Linked DNA regions of Homo sapiens: regions 1, 2, 4, 5 and 6 are each linked to region 3. Evidence: chromatin contacts called from ENCODE Hi-C or POLR2A ChIA-PET data. All regions are on one chromosome and are shown on one strand. The core of a region is the stretch at or near the end of the contact, and the rest is flanking DNA. Distances in the headings are between cores, read along the strand shown. Region 1 overlaps NPLOC4 (NPL4 homolog, ubiquitin recognition factor). Region 2 overlaps TBCD (tubulin folding cofactor D). Region 3 holds the start of LINC01970 (long intergenic non-protein coding RNA 1970). Region 4 has its middle 15 kb from the start of SLC25A10. Region 5 holds the start of OXLD1 (oxidoreductase like domain containing 1). Region 6 holds the start of QTGAL (queuosine-tRNA galactosyltransferase).

Region 1 (2,700 bases), core at 120-2,619, 690 kb after region 3:
CCGAGGACAGTCAAGGCTGACATTCCATTGACAGTGTTCATGTTCTGTGCCATGCACTTGGAGCTTCTGCTGCTCCGTCATCAATCATCATTTAATTTCCTGTTTATAATTTAGCTCTCTGAGCCTACAATTCTTCCTAGTTTCATGGAACAGTTAGAAGATGAGAAAAGGATTTCCTTTTTTATTCTATTGATCTGGTTTATCTGACATTGATACAGTTCCCAGGAACAATTTTAATAAATTAATGTAGAGCCATGAATTTGAACATATCTTACGAGTTTAATGTTAATAAGTATGTTTTATCCTTTATTTCCTAATCAACTCAGACCATGAAAAATAATCTCTAGATTATTTAATCTTCTCTACAGATGAAGCGGGTGAGACTGCAAATGTGACTTAAAACCTAGTAGTGTCAGTGAGCAGTCCACACAGTTTTACTGTCTTTAGGAAAGAAACATCCTGTTTCTAACAAGGAGTCAGCATCTTGATTTAGGGGCATATTTGGGTTCAAATTCTGGAAGTTCTCTTGTTTAAAAGAGATTGGTCCAATTTTTTGACCTAATTTGTTATAATCTTACAGTTCATAATCTTGAAATTACTTAAATAATTTTCTGCAAGACACAAGTTTCTCTTTTTATTTTATTTTATTTTTTTTTTTTGAGGAGTCTTGCTCTTTCACCCAGGCTGGAGTGCAGTGGCACGATCTTGGCTCACTGCAACCTCTGCCTCCCGGGTTCAAGTGATTCTCCTGCCTCAGCCTCCCAAGTAGCTGGGATTACAGGCACCCGCCACAACGCCCAGTTAATTTTTGTATTTTTAATAGAGACGATGTTTCACCATGTTGGCCAGGCTGGTCTTGAACTCTCGACCTCAGGTGATCCACCCGCCTTGGTCTCCCAAAGTTCTGGGATTATGGGCGTGAGCCACCGTGCCTGGCCTAAAATATGAGTTTCTAAGCCCTAATTTTTCTCAGTTTGATTTTGATTTTGCTTTATTTACTGCATAATTAACCCTTTAAGTTTCATTTTCTCTGTTGCCACCACCTTGGGTTTTTCATTCATTGGGGCATCTTTAAAGACAGTGAAAGTCTCCCAGTGGGCTAGTCATGTCTGCTGGGGGTGGATGGGAAGAGTTGTGTGTCAGGTAGTGCTGGAGAGGGTCATGGGCCGCAGATCCTTCCCGAGGACAGAAGTGACAATTGCCGGGACTCAACTGCTGCTCCTGTGGCCTCGTGACGGGCTTCTGGTGCAGGAATTCACAGGCAGAGGCGGGCCTAAGGATCACACAGCACACAGGCACTGCTACACTGAACGTGCAGGGGTTGCTGGGTCACAGGTTTCAGATCCTCATACCCTCAGATGCTTCCTTCCGGCCTTGAGGTGGAGCTCCCAGGAGCAGCTGTGTGAAGTCTGCATTATATTACCCCTTTTGTATTATGTGCCTTTCTCTAGGAATCCTTTTTCTTAGCTTGTCAGGAAAGACCTACTCTCTGAAATGTTTATTTGCTTGCTTGTTGTCTGTCTTCCTCTTGGGAGTTTAAGTGCCTTTTTCACTCACCTTCTGTTGGTCTCACTCACTGCTGTGTCTCTTGCACCCAGCATGGTGCTGGGCAGAGCTGGTGCTGAGGAAACTCATCTCTAACCCAGCAGCACCAGAGGGAGGGTGGCCAGTTTCTACTGAACAGAGATGGAGATCCCTGGGTGTGGCCTGGCATCTTACTTGAGGAACCTGTTGATGTAGATTCACCTGGCTCACAAAAAGGAGTTTCTGACTGAGAACATTCTTTTTAAGCTCTCTGGGCAGAAGCCAGAAAACATTCATCATCTATCTTTTTTTTTTTTTTTTTTTTTGAGACAGAGTCTTGCTCTGTGGGCCAGGCTGGAGTGCAGTGACGCAATCTCGGCTCACTGCAAGCTTCACCTCCCGGGTTCACACCATTCTCCTGCCTCAGCCTCCTGAGTAGCTGGGACTACAGGCACCCGCCACCACGCCCGGCTAATTTTTTTCTATTTTTAGTAGAGACGGGATTTCACCATGTTAGCCAGGATGGTCTTGATCTCCTGACCTCGTGATCCACCGTCTTGGCCTCCCGAAGTGTTGGAATTACAGGCGTGAGCCACCACACCCGGCCACGCCCAGCTAATTTTTTTTTTTTTTTTTTGAGATGGAGTTTCATTCTTGTTGCCCAGGCTGGAGTGCAATGGCGCGATCCTGGCACACTGCAACCTCTGCCTCCCGGGTTCAAGTGATTCTCCTGCCTCAGCCTCCTGAGTAGCTGGGATTACAGGCATGCGCCACCACCCCAACTAATTTTGTATTTTTAGTAGAGACAGGGTTTCTCCATGTTGGTCAGGCTGGTCTCGAACTCCCGACCTCGGGTGATCCACCCGCCTCGGCCTCCCAAAGTGCTGGGATTACAGGCGTGAGCCACCGCACCCGGCCTAATTTCTGTATTTTTAGTAGAGATGGGGTTTCACTGTATTGGCCAGGATGGTCTCGATCTCTTAACCTCGTGATTCTCCTGCCTCGGCCTCTCAAAGTGCTGTGATTATAGGCGTGAGTCACTGCGCCCAGCCATTCATCGTCTATCTTGAGGAGATGTTTAAAAGCTACTTTCCTTTTTTTAAGGTTGGCTGGATATTTACAGACCTCGTCTCAGAAGATACCCGAAAGGGTACCGTCCGCTACAGTCGAAATAAG
Region 2 (2,700 bases), core at 131-2,630, 570 kb before region 3:
ATAGCCCAGAGAGGGTGGCTGTGGGCAGGGGGTGTCTCCCCGACTGCTCAGGCCCCTGCAGAGCACTGAGCCTCCCTCCCACGATGGGGTGGATGTGGAGGGACCCTCAGCGTGGAGCCTGCCGGTGCAGAGCCCGAGCGCAGGAAACGGCTCCCGAGAGCCGCGTGGCCGTCCCTGCAGACCCTCCCTTCAGCACCAGCACACACAGCCATCCGTGTGGCCGTCCCTGCAGACCCTCCCTTCAGCACCAGCACACACAGCCATGGCTCCTGTCCCAAAAATGCAGCTCAACTTGCTCAGAAAAAAAAACGCCAGTGTTGAATTTGCTAGGAGGTAAGAGGCAGTGATGGACAGAACACCTGGTTCCACTGACATCTGGGTTTCCAGTTCCCACAGGACGTTGTAGAGAAGCCTTCCCAGAGGCCCTCAGCTGCCTGCAGGGAGCAGCAGCTGGCCTCATGTCTGCTGCACCTGCAACGCTGCACAGTGGGGCAAGCACAGACTTGGTGCTCGGCCTGCCCTTGGGGGGCAAGGAGCCCCACCCCCAACACAAGCAGGCCCCCGCTGTCCCCACGGTGCCCCAGGGAGTGAGCAGGCCCCCGCTGTCCCCACGGTGCCCCGGGGAGTGAGCAGGCCCCCGCTGTCCCCACGGTGCCCCGGGGAGTGGTGATCCCAGCCCTTCCTGTGCTGCTAGGGTGGGCGCCCGGATATGCATCACCTGCTCTGCTCTCCCCCAGTGCCCCAAGCACAACCCCGGCCTCGGTGGGATCACGCACCAAGCCCCAAGCCCGCTCTTTCCACAGGAAAGTCACCCAGCCACGCTGGCCCAGCAACTCTCCCCACCTGTGCCTGTGAACCAAGATCCCACCTGCCACCACCCACTGTGCAGGGTCGCAGAGTCAAGGACCCTCTGTCAAGGTGCTGGGGACAGTCACAAATCCCCACCACACGTGAGGCACGCAGGCCAGGCCAGGTGTATGACACACCCTGGCCAACACGAAGACACAGAGCCCGGGTCACCCAACTGTCACCAAGCTCAGATTCTTACAGTTGTTAAAATAAGAGCACAGAACGTCCCTGCTGTGAAAGGCCACCTCCTGGAGAGCACAGAGAGCCGGCACTCGATCTGCCTGGATGGGGGCGATGAGGAAGCCCCACAGGCTGGGCACCCGCAGGTCACACAGCAGCTTTCTGTTCTCTGCACTACATTTGTTTCTTCATGAAATTAAAAAGTGAGACGCTTCAAAGAGCCCTGGAAGCACAAGTGAAGCTGATAAATCACACAAGAGATGACTCATCTTTTACCCACTCTCTAAGAAAGTCCCAGGCCACAACACAGATGGCAGCCATGCCGCAAACCTCCTGTGGAGCGTCAACAGCAGGCAGCTCCCTTCACTGGTAAGACAGCCCCTAAGAACACTGGTTAGGAGGTTCCAGCACCAAAACTGTAAATGCTGCACCCAGTGAAGATGATTTTGCATTTAGTCCTGAGGGTGGTAATCTACTCAGCTGTCACTGACTGCACGTCGGACTGCCGCTGTGAGGCATTTGAAAGGCTTGAGAAGCACAACTCTATAAAAAGCTCCACGTGAAAACCAGACAGGACTGAACTGGGCCCCTGCTACCCTCTCTGCCCCCATCACCCACCTCTGCTATCAGGCAGCACCTCCTACTCCTCTCCAGGTTCCTCACCAATCCTGCTCTCCCAACAGGATCTGAGGCCAGCTGCATCAGGAGCCAACTGCTGCTTCCCGAGGAGGCTTACAGTCTGAGACCAGGGAAGGCGCCCAGTTCCTCCAGGGGTCAATGCTGAGCTCAGGGGCACTGATGAGCAGAGTTTTGGGAGGGCACTGGGTCCAAAGGCTGCGTCCCGAGCACTAACCCCTCAACCAGCACCCTCCCCGCTCACACTGGACCACACTGCCTGCACCCTACCCGCACACAGTAGGTGCAACATTATTGTGAGTGAGTGCTTCTCTCCCATTCTTTCTCCAAGAACACAGATCATTTGCAATTTTTCAGAACTGCTTAAGCCGTCGCTCTCGGAGAGCTTTCCCTAGGACCTGGCTGGAGCCTGGCCACCCTCATCACTGAAGGGTCCTGTACAGACACCGCTTGGCCTCCACGCTGCGTCCGGGTCTGCGAAGCCACAGCACCTAAAGGTTCCAGGCACACAGCACAGGCCAAAGCCCTGGGAAGAAATGCTTCTCCTCCTCCTGGGGGCATCTGCCACCCAGCCTGCAGCCAATGTGGTGAAGCAGCTGATCTGAGGACTAAGCCTGGACAGACACAGGCACCACGAGGACGGTGGGGCCAGCACATGGAGGCCTGGTTCCCACAGCTTGGTCCCTGGGCTACTGGAAAGCAACACAAAGAAATTACGATCCCATCCTCATATCTTCACTTTTTGACATTAATAAGCCTCCCAAAAGGGAGGTCAAGAGGTCAACACAAAAGGCGGACGGCTACATTCCACCCAGTAATCCTCTCCCCAGCCACACCGCAAGACCAAGCAGGGGCAGCCGTCACCAGATATCCCAGCTCAGAGCTCTCATCGACAGTCACACCCGCACGCCGGCAGCCACCTCGGACGCGTGAGAGGACAGACACCTGGCCCTACTTAACGGAATGAGGCCCCGGCCTGGGGTGGCCGCCTGGACTTCCATAACTCCACAGGTGACTGACTTCTGCCACAGCTGA
Region 3 (2,700 bases), core at 168-2,667:
GCAATTTAATACTGTAACTAACATCGTTTTACTACAACAGCGTAATAATATAACGAGCACCTGCAAGCCCCCCTCCAACAGCAAAACCAGGTATTTCCAGTGACTTAGATCTACTCGTGTGCTTATCCTGTCCCAGTCCCCAGAATGTGCAGCACGTTCTTGCCTTACGAGGATTCCCCCCATGCGTATATACCTAAGTCATATGTTTTATTTATTTATTTTGAGACGGAGTCTCGCTCTGTCTCCCAGGCTGGAGTGTAGTGGTGCAACCGCGGTTCACTGCAACCTCCGCCTCCCAGGTTCAAGCGGTTTTCCTGCCTCAGCCTCCCGAGTAGCTGGGATTACAGGCGCCCATCACGACGCCCGGCCTAAGTCATCCGTTTTACAGCTTCATGTTGATCTGCCTGACGAGATGGGCTGATGCAGGGACAGGCGAGGCCGTGAGCGCGCACACAGTCGCTTTCACCGCAGAATCCAGGCGGTGCTCATCGCAAAATCATTCCGACCTTGCCAGATGTTTGACGTTCTTCATTAAACAAAAACCCCTGAGCAGAACGCCAGGGGCCTGCGCGAAGGCGGGGTCGGGGGAGCTGTTTGGGTCTTTTTTATTTTTCATCCTGGTGACCAGCAATCTGGTCCGCGGTGCCCAAGTTCTCTGCAGCCGGCCTCAGGCCTGATCCAGGCGGTGCCCCGGGCGGGGCCCACAGCCCTGAACCCGCCCCTCCCTCCCCGCAGCCCCGCAGCCCGCGCCCTCCCCTCCCCTCCCCGCCCTCTCCTCCCCTCCCCTCCCCTTCCCTCCTTCCCCCACCCTCCCCTCCCCTCCTTCCCCCACCCTCCCCTCCCTCCCCCCGTCCCCTCCCTCCCCCCGTCCCCTCTCCTTCCCGCCCTCCTCTCCGCACCCTCTCTCCTCCCCGCCCTCCCCTCCCCGCGCCCTCCCCTCCCCGCGCCCTCCACTCCCCTGCCCGCGCCCTCTCTCCTCCCCGCCCTCCCCTCCCCTTGCCCTCCTCTTCCCTCCTCTTCCCTCCTTCCCTCCTCGCAGCCCCAAAACCCGCGACCCCTCTCCGACCCCTCCCGGCGCCCTCCCCTCCCCGCACCACCGCACCTTCCCATCTCCCACCCTTCCCAACGCCCGCCTCGGCAGGGATGCGGCCCTAAGACTTGCAGGAAGCGCGGGTTCGACCCCGGCGCCCTAGCAACCCCTGCCCTCGCCGCTCTAGAGAGCGGGTCTCCTGGCCGGGCCCTCCTGGGTCTCCGTAGCCGCGATCGCCAGACGCGGCGAGCGGAAGGGCCCAGCCCCGCCCTCTCCGGGCACATGACTCGGGCCTGGCCATTCACAGTGCAGCATCGTCCAGCCTTAGTGATTGGGCCATCGGAGAGCACGTGACAACAGCTAGGCCAATTAGAGCTAGGCCAATTAGAGACCACCCGTTTCTATTTATGGTGGAGCCGGCGATCGGCGTGCGGTTGGAAGTGGTGTCCCTGAGGCACCTGCTCGCCCTTTTCCTGCGCCTCCGCAACGTCGGCTGCGAATGAGTCTCCTAAAGGACGCCCGGGAGGATCGGAAACAGCCGAGTCCCGGCGCGGGCAGTGTCCTGCGCTCCTCCCCGGGGTCTGGCCGGGGTGGGCCCGAGGCCCCCGGGCCCCCGGTTACCGCCGCGGGCGCGTCTGCGTCCTGACCCGGAGGGACCCGCGGGCCGGGCCGTACCAGGTGGCGCTGGGGTTAGGGTTGCCGCCACGGAAGCCCAGCTCTGTGGACGCCTGCAGGGCGCCCTCACCGCCCGGGACGGGGGACCCAGCCCAGCCGCAGGGGAAGGACTGGGGCTCGCGGGGACGGAGGGCGGTTAGGATTGCTGGATACAACACGGAACGCCCAATTAACGTTTTTGTTTAACGTGTTTTTTGTAGAGATGGGGTCTCGCTATGTTGCCCAGGCTGGTCTTGAACTCCTGGCCTCAAGCGATCCTCCCGCCTCGGCCTCCAGAGTAGCTGGGACTAGAGGCCTGAGACAGCACGCCCGGCTCAGTTAAGATTTTAAAACAGATTTGTTGAAATATAATGCACTTACTGTGAAATTCACTTATTGAAAGCTTATGGCTTTGCCGTATATTCGGAGATGGGCGGCCATGCTCACTATCTCATGTGACACCGTTTCTGTTGCCCCAGAAAGAAACCCCGTGCCCATGAGCGTTCACTCCCCACCCTGCCCACGGCCCAGCAAATCTGCTTCAGCCCCTATAGATTTACCTCTACCGCGTTGGGCATGTACTAAAAATTGTTTATCTGAAGTACAGATTTATCGGCATCCCATATTTTTATTTGCTAATTCTGGCCATCCTAAAGGTGGCATCGCTCGCTCTGACCAAGGAAGCCTCAAGCAGGCAGGCACGAGAGTCCATCCCTAGCCCTGCCTGGCCCCTCAGAGCCCATCCCTGGCCCTGCCTGGCTCCTCAGAGCTGTCCCTGGCAGGCTCCGGGCTCAGGTGCGCTGCCAGGAGGGGGGCAGTGAGGGCTGTTTTAGGTATAACAATCCTGGATATTTCCTGAGTATCTTGTCCGAATGGTTCCTCTTTCTGTATTTTCTAGCTTCCTCTGTATATTTAAAAATGGTCTTATTGGTGTGTTTCTTCACGACATTTCAATTTTTTGTTATCATTTCCCACAATTTCAGTGATGCAAGATGGTCCTTTCTGAGCAGAGCTCC
Region 4 (2,700 bases), core at 158-2,657, 570 kb after region 3:
TGAGTAGCTGGGACTACAGGCACACTCCATGATGCCGGGCTAATTTTTGTATTTTTACTAGAGACGGGGTTTCACCATGTTGGCCAGGCTGGTCTTGAACTCCTGAGCTCAGGTGATCCGCCTGCCTCGGCCTCCCAAAGTGCTGGGATTACAGGCGTGAGCCACCACGCCCAGCCTCCTTTACTCTTAATGTAACATGCAGATAACATTAGTTAGTTTCCTGACATTGAAATTCTGATATAACCCCTACGTGATCATGAGGTCTGACATTTCTTATATGCAGCTGACTTCAATTTATTAATAGTTTATCTAGGCTTTCTACATCTACAGTCATGAAACAGATGTGTCTTAATTTTCATTTTGGAGTTGAGATCATGCTAGCCTTCTGTGAAAATTTCAAGACACGGATTTTTCTGTTCCATGAATGTTTGGTAAAAATTCACCCGTAAAACCAGCTAGAGCTGGCCAGGTGCGGTGGCTCACGCCTGTAATCCCAGCACTTCGGGAGGCCGAGGCAGGTGGATCACCGGGTCAGGAGATCGGAGACCATCCTGGCTAACACGGTGAAACCCCGTCTCTACTAAAAAATACAAAAAAATTAGCCGGGCGTGGTGGCGGGCGCCTGCAGTCCCAGATACTCAACTCAGGAGGCTGAGGCAGGAGGATGGTGTGAACCTGGGAGGCGGAGCTTGCAGTGAGCCGAGATCACACCGCTGCACTCCAGCCTGGGTGACACAGCGAGACTCCGTCTCAAAACAAACAAACAAGCAAAAAATGCTGGATACGGTGACTCATGCCTATAAATCCTAGCACTTTGGGAGGCGGAGGTGGGCAGATCACCTGAGGTTAAGAGTTCAAGACCAGCCTAGCCAACATGGCAAAACCCCATCTCTACTAAAAGTAAAAAAATTAGCCGTGGCAGGCACCTGTAATCCCAGCTATTCAGGAGGCCGAGGCAGAAGAATCGCTTGTACCCAGGAGGTAGAGGCTGCAGTGAGCCAAGATCAGGTCACTGCACTCCAGCCTGGGTGACAGCGTGAGACTCTGTCCCAAAAAAAAAAAAAAAAAAAAAAAAGAGCAGACACCCAAGGGTCAACAAACCCAGGAGCAAAACCAACACCACAAAACAGGCACACACAATACACCCAGGAGGTAAAACTCGGGCCCAAAGCCAGCAGAGCAAACATGAGAAGATACCAGGAAAAGTATAATGAACCCGGTCTCCAGAGAGGCGGCAGCACGTCACAGCCAATACACACCAAAGATCGGCTCTTTCTCCCTCTCCTCATTGTCTTCGCGTCGTCAGCTTCGGCCTGCGCTGACTTGCCTCATGGTCACAAGATGGCTGCCAGCAGCCTCCAAGGCCATTTGCTGCGTGGTCCACGCACGACAGGAGCAGAGCTTCCGCCGGTAGGGCCCGGAGTGTCGTCCTTGCCCAACCCACAAGCTGGCAGAGAAGTTTCCATCCCGGAAGCTACAATAAACATCTTACATATCATTGGCCCAGTGTGGGTGACAGGCCCATGCCTAAACCAGTCACTGTGGGCCATGCCGACTGGTTTAAACCAACCCTATTCATGCTGGGAGCTGGGGTCAGGCCCTGGTGCCCTTGAGGCCCAAGGACTGGGGTGGGGTGGTAGCTGCTTGAATAAAACAGCAGGCATTTTACTAAGGGGTGGGGGGCAGGATGTCAGATGACCTGAAGCATCACGTGACTATTTATTTTATTATTTTATTACTTTATTTATTTTTGAGACAGTTTAGCTCTGTAGCCCAGGCTGGAGTGCAGTGGTGCAATCTTGGCTCACTGCAATCTCTGCCTCCTGGGTTCAAGTGATTCTCCTGTCTCAGCCTCCCGAGTAGCTGGGACTACAGGTGCGCGCCACCATGCCCAGCTAATTTTTGATTTTTAGTAGAAACGGGGTTTCACCATGTTGGCCAGGCTGGTCTTGAACTCCTGACCTCAAGTGATCCACCTGCTTCGGCCTCCCAAAGTGCTGGGATTACAGGCGCGAGCCACTGCGTCCGGCCTGAATTGCCACATGAGTATTTATGCACACCCAAAACAAAATGACCCGGAAAGGTAGAACATAAGGCAGGTACGGTGATATTAACATCAGACAAAATAGAAGTGAAAACAACAATGATTACATAGGACCTAGAAGAATATTCCATCACTGAAAAAAAGAATGGTCTGCCAAACGTAACTGTGTGACCATCAGAAGTGTGTCCACAGAGGCTGGACTGCATCAGGGCTCCCAGGGCATCTCTCCTCACGTCTTGCCATCAGAACTGGGTCACATGGAGGCCGGGCACAGTGGCTCATGCCTGTAATCCCAGCACTTTGGGAGGTGGAGGTGGGTAGATCATTTGAGGCCAGGAGTTCAAGACCAGCCTGGCCAACCTGGTGAAATGCCATCTCTACTAAAAATATAAAATTAGCTGGGCATGGCGGCGCATGCCTATAATGCCAGCTACTTGGGAGGCTGAGGCGGGAGAATCACTTGAACCAGGAGGTGGAGGTTACAGTGAGCCAAGATGATGCCACTGCACTCCAGCCTGGGCGACAAGAGCGAAACTCCATCTCAAAAAAAAAAAAGAACTGGGTCACATGGTTTGCCACCACTCACCCGCCTCTCCCCTGTCTGGGCAGACTGGTGGGCTCTGTGCCACTAAGATGTTTACCTGAGACTAAAGCGG
Region 5 (2,700 bases), core at 48-2,547, 630 kb after region 3:
ACAAAGCTTCACTGCCGCCCAGTATGGGCCTGCACACACCTGCTTTCTTCCTCTTCTTGTTACTGATCGGGTTTTTCATCTCTTGGCGGCTCCTCATAATCTCCCGGAGCCGGAAAGGAATCTCCTGTTCGTCCTGGTTCTTGGGCTTGCAGTTCACTTTCTTCTTCTCTTTGCTGGGAGAAAGAACACGGGGGTGAGACCCGTCCCAAGTAAAGCACAAGCAGAATCAGTAAGAGAAACAATAGTTGGGTCTGGCAATAGAATCTACACGGGCTGGCCGGGCTTGGTGGCTCACGCCTGTAATCCCTGCACTTTGGGAGGCCGAGATGGGCGGATCACGAGGTCAGGAGATCGAGACCATCCTGACTAACACAGTGAAACCCCGTCTCTACTAAAAATACAAAAAATTTGCCGGGCGTGGTGGCGGGCGCCTGTAGTCCCAGCTACTCGGGAGGCTGAGGCAGGAGAATGGCGTGAACCCGGGAGGCGGAGCTTGCAGTGAGCCGAGATCGCGCCACTGCACTCCACACTCCAGCCTGGGCGACAGAGTGAGACTCCGTCTCAAAAAAAAAAAAAAAAAAAGAATCTATCTATACAGGGGCCACATCTGGCTTCTGTGGTGCGAGCCGGTCCAGCAGTCCAGGGAGCAGGGATCTTTCCTCTCGGTCTCACTCAGTGGCTGTCCCTGAACCCCTTCCTCACGGGACGCGAGGCCGAAAGGCACTCCGAAAGCCCAGGAGGCCTTTCCGCCCTGACCTCGTCCAGAACCACAAAGACGGGACACTGGGACGCGGGAAAGGCAAAACCAAGGACTCGCTCGCGCCTCCATTCATTCAACCGATCCTGGCGGAGCGTGGGCCGCGGGCACAGACAGAGGAGGGCACTGAGCCCGACCTGGGGAAGGGGTCCGAGCGAACGCTCCCTAGGGGGTCCCGGGCGGAGCCTTCAAGGCGTCCCCTTCTCTGGGGAAGTGTGGCGGCCTCGCGGGGCAGCGCAGTCACCTGCGAAGCCCGGGCCACGGGGCTGGGCGCTGCTTCCCCAGCGGCTGCACTTGCTGCCGCCCCCGCGCTCGCCGGGGACTCCCAGGACCCGCCTGCACCCTGGACACCGCTGCTCCGCGACCAGCTCCCGCCATCTCCACGCCGGGAGGCTCCCTAGCGAAGCCACTTCCGCCTTCCTGCATGGTTCCGCCCCACCGATCGGCACTTCCGCTTCCTGCGCTCAGCCTCACGCTGGCTGGAGCGGCGCGACTTCCTGAAGGTCCGGGATTGGCCGGAGCGCCCGCCGCTCACGGTCAGGGGTTGCCGGATCCCGTCCGCGGGCGATGCTGCTGCGGAGGGTGGTCGAGGGAGGCCGGGCGGTAGCCGCCGCGGTCCGTGGCTCGGCAAGTACCAGGACGGGTCTTGGCAGCGCCGAAGGGCACGTCCGAGAGGCCGCTGTCCGGGGGCCCGCACGTACCGGGAGGAGCCCCGGCCCCTCCACCCGCATGTGGGGACGGAGCCGGGAGGATCGCGCGCTGGCCGCCGCCGAAGGACCCCTCGCTCCTCTCCTCCATCGGCTCTTACCGAGTCCCCGCCCCGGAATCTGTGGAGGGGCCGCTTAGCCTTGGGAGAGGAAGCAGCCCGGTGAACGGCCACTTTCCTGTTTCTCAGTATCTGCCGAGCGCCTGTGTGCGAGCCCTCCTGGGCTCTGGGGACTGGCCGTGGACATGGAGCGGATGATGCCCCTCGCAGGACTAGTTAAATAAGTGAAGTTGGTAGCGTGTCAGTCCGTGATCCTGGGTAGATAGAGCAGGGCAGCGACGGAAGACTGCCTATAGGACATTCACGCTGGGATGAGAGGGGCCTGAGAGGCCTGGGCTTTGTGACAGGGAAACTTGGATAAAGGGTGGTGCGATTCTTCCGGTTGGTCCCTCAGAGGTGGTGGGGCTTGGTTATACTGGTAGAGGTGCTGGGCTGGCCAGGAGCTTACAGGGTTACACCTCTCGCATACTGGTGTCCACAGAGCAGCCATCTTAGCTGGAGGTGTCGAGTGCCTCCCCCACCCCCCACCATGTGCTTGAGTGCACACCCGGCGCCAGGCCCTGATCCTGGCACTTCTTGTGAATCACACCGTGTCATACCCATGACTTCCATTGCACAGTGGGGAAACTGAGTCTAGAGAGGTGAAATAACATGTCTAAAGTCACAGGAAGTGAAAAAGCTGAGGACATGGAGCCAGTTGCCCAATGACAGGAGAGCTGAAATGTCCTCACTGCTGGGGGTAGACCGGGCCTCACCAGCTTCCTGGAGAGTCACATGTTTGTCTGCATCCTCAGGGGGCTCGCCGGTTCTCCAGCCCGGACTGCTGCCAGAGGCTTCCTGGAGGTGGCAGCTTTCTTCAAAGGCACCATCCCGGAGCGCAAGCCCCTGATGGGCGCAGAAAATTCGGGACAGACCACGTAGAGGTGGGCTCCCAAGCAGGTGCGGACGGCACCAGGCCGCCCAAGGCATCGCTGCCACCTGAGCTCCAGCCGCCCACAAACTGCTGCATGAGTGGCTGCCCCAACTGCGTGTGGGTGGAGTACGCGGACAGGCTGCTGCAGCACTTCCAGGACGGTGGGGAGCGGGCCCTGGCTGCCCTGGAGGAGCACGTGGCTGATGAGAACCTCAAGGCCTTCCTCAGGATGGAGATCCGGCTGCACACCAGGTGCGGAGGCTG
Region 6 (2,700 bases), core at 14-2,513, 760 kb before region 3:
CTTCTCCTGGGGGACCTCACGGTGGGGTCAGGGCCTCACTCCCGGGCACCCCTCCTCCTGGAGGACCTCACGGTGGGGTCAGGGCCTCACTCCCGGGCACCCCTCCTCCTGGGGGACCTCGCGGTGGGGTCAGGGCCTCACTCCCGGGCACCCCTCCTCCTGGGGGACCTCCTGGTGGGGTCAGGGTCTCACTCCTGGGCACCCCTCCTCCTGGGGGACCTCGCGGTGGGGTCAGGGCCTCACTCCCGGGCACCCCTCCTCCTGGGGGACCTCCTGGTGGGGTCAGGGCCTCACTCCTGGGCACCCCTCCTCCTGGGGGACCTCGCGGTGGGGTCAGGGCCTCACTCCCGGGCACCCCTCCTCCTGGGGGACCTCCTGGTGGGGTCAGGGTCTCACTCCTGGGCACCCCTCCTTCTGGGGGACCTCACGGTGGGGTGAGGGCCTCACTCCTGGGCACCCCTCCTCCTGGAGGACCTCCTGGTGGGGTCAGGGCCTCACTCCTGGGCACCCCTCCTCCTGGGGGACCTCGCGGTGGGGTCAGGGCCTCACTCCCGGGTACCCCTCCTCCTAGGGGAGCTAACCCCGGGCACCCCTCCTCCTGGGGGGACATCTCAGTGGGGTCAAGGCCTCAGGCCTGGGCACTTCTCCTGGGGGACCTCGCCCCGGGCACCCTTCCTCCTGGATGACACCCCGGTGGGGTCAGGGCCTCACCCCTCTCCTGGGGCCGTCAAGTGTCCTGCACGCCCTGCTCTCCCTACCGCGTCTGTCTGAAAGGACGCCCTGCAGTCCCCTCGTCCTCCCCGGTCAAGTAGCACAGCCCACAGCCCGGGTGAAATGCAACGACCTTTTACATATCAGCCTTGCTTGAGGCTTTACAGCAACTCCAGGCCGCCTGGCTTGGGTTTGCAGCGCGGCGCCCTCGCACAGCCCCGCCTTCCCCGCGGCGGCGTCTACGGGGGACCAGAGATTGTGACGCGCGCCCTAGGGGAGAGCAGGAGGCTTCCACGGGCCAAGGAGGCGGCTCCGAGAGGTGACCCGGGACCGGGGCGTGGCCCAGGGCGGAAGACTGAGGCGGCGACCTCCCGGCCCCGCCCCGCGCCGAGCAGCCCCGCCCCTTCCACGCCCCTCCGGGAGGCCCACCCCTATGGACGCCGCTCTGCACCAATCGGAGATTGCCTGGCCTCAGACCCGCCTCCTGGTGCCGCCCGCGCAGGCGCCGTAGGCCGAAGCGGCGGGATGAGCGGAGCCGGCGTGGGCGGGGCGTCCGAGGAGAGCCAGGCCATGCAGGCCCACGTGGTAGGTGCCAGCGGGGAGGGTGCCCCGCCGTGCAGGCTGGGTCCTCGCGTCCCCTCACCCCGCCCTCCAGTCCTCTCTCGCTCCGGGGTTCGCAGCCCCGCACCGCCTCTCGGGCTCACCTACGGGGTCTCCGCCCTGAGCAGCCCTTAGGCCCCGCGGGCGAGCGCGGCTGCGCGTGCGGGGGACGCTCGGGATTGGAGCCCGCGGGGCGCGGCCGAGATCTGCAGCTCCGGCTGCGCTTCCTGCCCCCGTCCCGCGAGCGTGGCCTCCTCACCGACCTTCCTCGTTCTGATTTTGAAGCTTCCGGGCTCGGAGCTCAGGCAGTTCCCCGTTCGCCCTCACCTGGTCGTGGGGTGGAGGAACGGCGCACCTGCCTCATCCCCGCCCGCCTGCCCCGCGCTCCTTCCCCGCGCCCGCACACCTGCCTCGCTCCCGCCTCGCTCCTGCGCACCTGCCCCGCCCCCGCGCACCTGCCCCCGCACCTCACACACCTGGTCCGCGCACCTGCGCATCTGCCTCGCTCTTACGCACCTGCCTTGCCCCTGCACGCCTGCCCTGCACACCTGCCCCGCCCCCGCACACCTGCCCCACACCCCACACACGTGCCCCGCGCTCCTGACTCGCCCCCGCGCACCTGCCGCGCGCACCTGCCTCGCTCCCGCACCCCACACACCTGGTCTGCACACCTCCCCGTGCCCCACACCTGCCTGCACACCTGTCCGTGTGCCCCCACACAACCTCGCACCCCACACGTCTGCCGTCACACATTCCCGGCACACTTGCCCATGCCCCACACACACGTCTTGTGCCTGCACACCTGCTTCACACACCTGCTCTGCGTCCTGCATACATGCCCGTGCCCCATACCTGCCCGTGCACCTGCCGTGCACACCTGCCTGCGCATCCCACACACCTACCTGCACACCTCCTCCGTGCCCACACACCTGCCTGTGTGCCCAGCACACTTACCCCAAACACGTGCCCTAAAAACCTGCCCTTAAGCCCCGAACACCTTCCCCGTGCTCCGGCAGAGGCTGGAGCAAAGGCCCTCAGGGTTCAGACCCAGCCAATAGGCCGATGCAGGGAACAACCACAGGGATGTAGGATTAGCAGTCGCCCAAAGGCTCAGCATGTTTTCTGTTTTTTGTTTTTTTGTTTGTTTTTTTTCCAGCCTTTTTTCTTTTTTATTCCAGTCTTACTAAAATTGGTAACAGGTGAATCAAGGTCTATCTTTGATAGAAACATTATATTTTGTAGATCTTGAGAAAAATTATTTCCTTCTTTTCCTCTAAGTAAATCCAAACTAAGGTAAATTTGTAAATAAATTAGGGAACTCGTTTTATTTTTTTTTTAATTTTTATTTTTTGAAATGGAGTTTCACACTCGTTGCCCAGGCTGGAGTAC

Evidence for each region. Hi-C counts contacts between places; a loop is a spot of excess contacts on that map. ChIA-PET counts read pairs that join two places held with the same protein, here RNA polymerase II (POLR2A). Pooled maps may share reads with other maps.
Region 1: a loop to region 3 is called in a pooled map, with 5 times the contacts of the local background. The contact joins the enhancer-like site here to the promoter of LINC01970 in region 3. A Hi-C loop is called at or near these places in 1 of 50 pooled maps. POLR2A ChIA-PET finds 5 or more read pairs at or near these places in 3 of 52 experiments (T-cell, WTC11 and common myeloid progenitor, CD34-positive).
Region 2: a pooled map shows a loop between it and region 3 (5-fold over the local background). The contact joins the enhancer-like site here to the promoter of LINC01970 in region 3. A Hi-C loop is called at or near these places in 2 of 37 single-sample maps with no recorded cell type and 7 of 50 pooled maps. POLR2A ChIA-PET finds 5 or more read pairs at or near these places in 1 of 52 experiments (MCF 10A).
Region 4: POLR2A ChIA-PET joins it to region 3 with 11 read pairs in A549. The contact joins the enhancer-like site here to the promoter of LINC01970 in region 3. A Hi-C loop is called at or near these places in 4 of 50 pooled maps. POLR2A ChIA-PET finds 5 or more read pairs at or near these places in 4 of 52 experiments (A549, Caco-2, HEK293T and 1 more).
Region 5: a loop to region 3 is called in a pooled map, with 4 times the contacts of the local background. The contact joins the promoter of OXLD1 here to the promoter of LINC01970 in region 3. A Hi-C loop is called at or near these places in 3 of 50 pooled maps. POLR2A ChIA-PET finds 5 or more read pairs at or near these places in 3 of 52 experiments (H1, T-cell and activated CD8-positive, alpha-beta memory T cell).
Region 6: a loop to region 3 is called in a map of dorsolateral prefrontal cortex, with 8 times the contacts of the local background. The contact joins the promoter of QTGAL here to the promoter of LINC01970 in region 3. A Hi-C loop is called at or near these places in 1 of 168 maps with a recorded cell type or tissue (dorsolateral prefrontal cortex), 1 of 37 single-sample maps with no recorded cell type and 9 of 50 pooled maps.

Annotation. Positions count from the first base shown.
Region 1 is chr17:81,597,245-81,599,944 of GRCh38, reverse strand. NPLOC4 (NPL4 homolog, ubiquitin recognition factor) reads left to right here. Exons shown (of 17, transcript NM_017921.4): 10 at 2,629-2,700. Among named protein-coding and RNA genes, the nearest start is that of NPLOC4, 39 kb to the left of the region's middle. RefSeq lists an enhancer at 1,407-1,526. Within about 2 kb of position 1,369, at least 5 of the 41 ENCODE cell types and tissues checked have a DNase peak (open chromatin) inside an H3K27ac peak, as active enhancers do.
Region 2 is chr17:82,862,776-82,865,475 of GRCh38, reverse strand. The region is part of intron 13 of TBCD (tubulin folding cofactor D); the gene reads right to left. Among named protein-coding and RNA genes, the nearest start is that of ZNF750, 24 kb to the right of the region's middle. RefSeq lists a silencer at 569-648 and an enhancer at 939-1,448. Within about 2 kb of position 1,380, at least 17 of the 41 ENCODE cell types and tissues checked have a DNase peak (open chromatin) inside an H3K27ac peak, as active enhancers do.
Region 3 is chr17:82,291,531-82,294,230 of GRCh38, reverse strand. LINC01970 (long intergenic non-protein coding RNA 1970) reads left to right here and starts at 1,417. Exons shown (of 2, transcript NR_135639.1): 1 at 1,417-1,708; 2 at 2,668-2,700. RefSeq lists an enhancer at 616-725 and silencers at 1,482-1,731, 1,772-1,821.
Region 4 is chr17:81,726,203-81,728,902 of GRCh38, reverse strand. No RefSeq gene overlaps it. Among named protein-coding and RNA genes, the nearest start is that of SLC25A10, 15 kb to the right of the region's middle. Within about 2 kb of position 1,407, at least 6 of the 41 ENCODE cell types and tissues checked have a DNase peak (open chromatin) inside an H3K27ac peak, as active enhancers do.
Region 5 is chr17:81,665,202-81,667,901 of GRCh38, reverse strand. It overlaps OXLD1 (oxidoreductase like domain containing 1), which reads left to right and starts at 1,297. Exons shown (of 2, transcript NM_001039842.3): 1 at 1,297-1,384; 2 at 2,318-2,700. The coding sequence starts at 1,325. It overlaps CCDC137 (coiled-coil domain containing 137), which reads right to left and starts at 1,165. Exons shown (of 6, transcript NM_199287.3): 1 at 1,002-1,165; 2 at 40-173. The coding sequence starts at 1,135. RefSeq lists silencers at 932-1,081, 1,282-1,601 and enhancers at 258-1,179, 1,180-2,101, 2,262-2,371.
Region 6 is chr17:83,050,333-83,053,032 of GRCh38, reverse strand. QTGAL (queuosine-tRNA galactosyltransferase) reads left to right here and starts at 1,263. Exons shown (of 13, transcript NM_001009905.3): 1 at 1,263-1,296. The coding sequence starts at 1,282. It overlaps LOC124904094, which reads right to left and starts at 1,846. Exons shown (of 4, transcript XR_007065967.1): 1 at 1,788-1,846.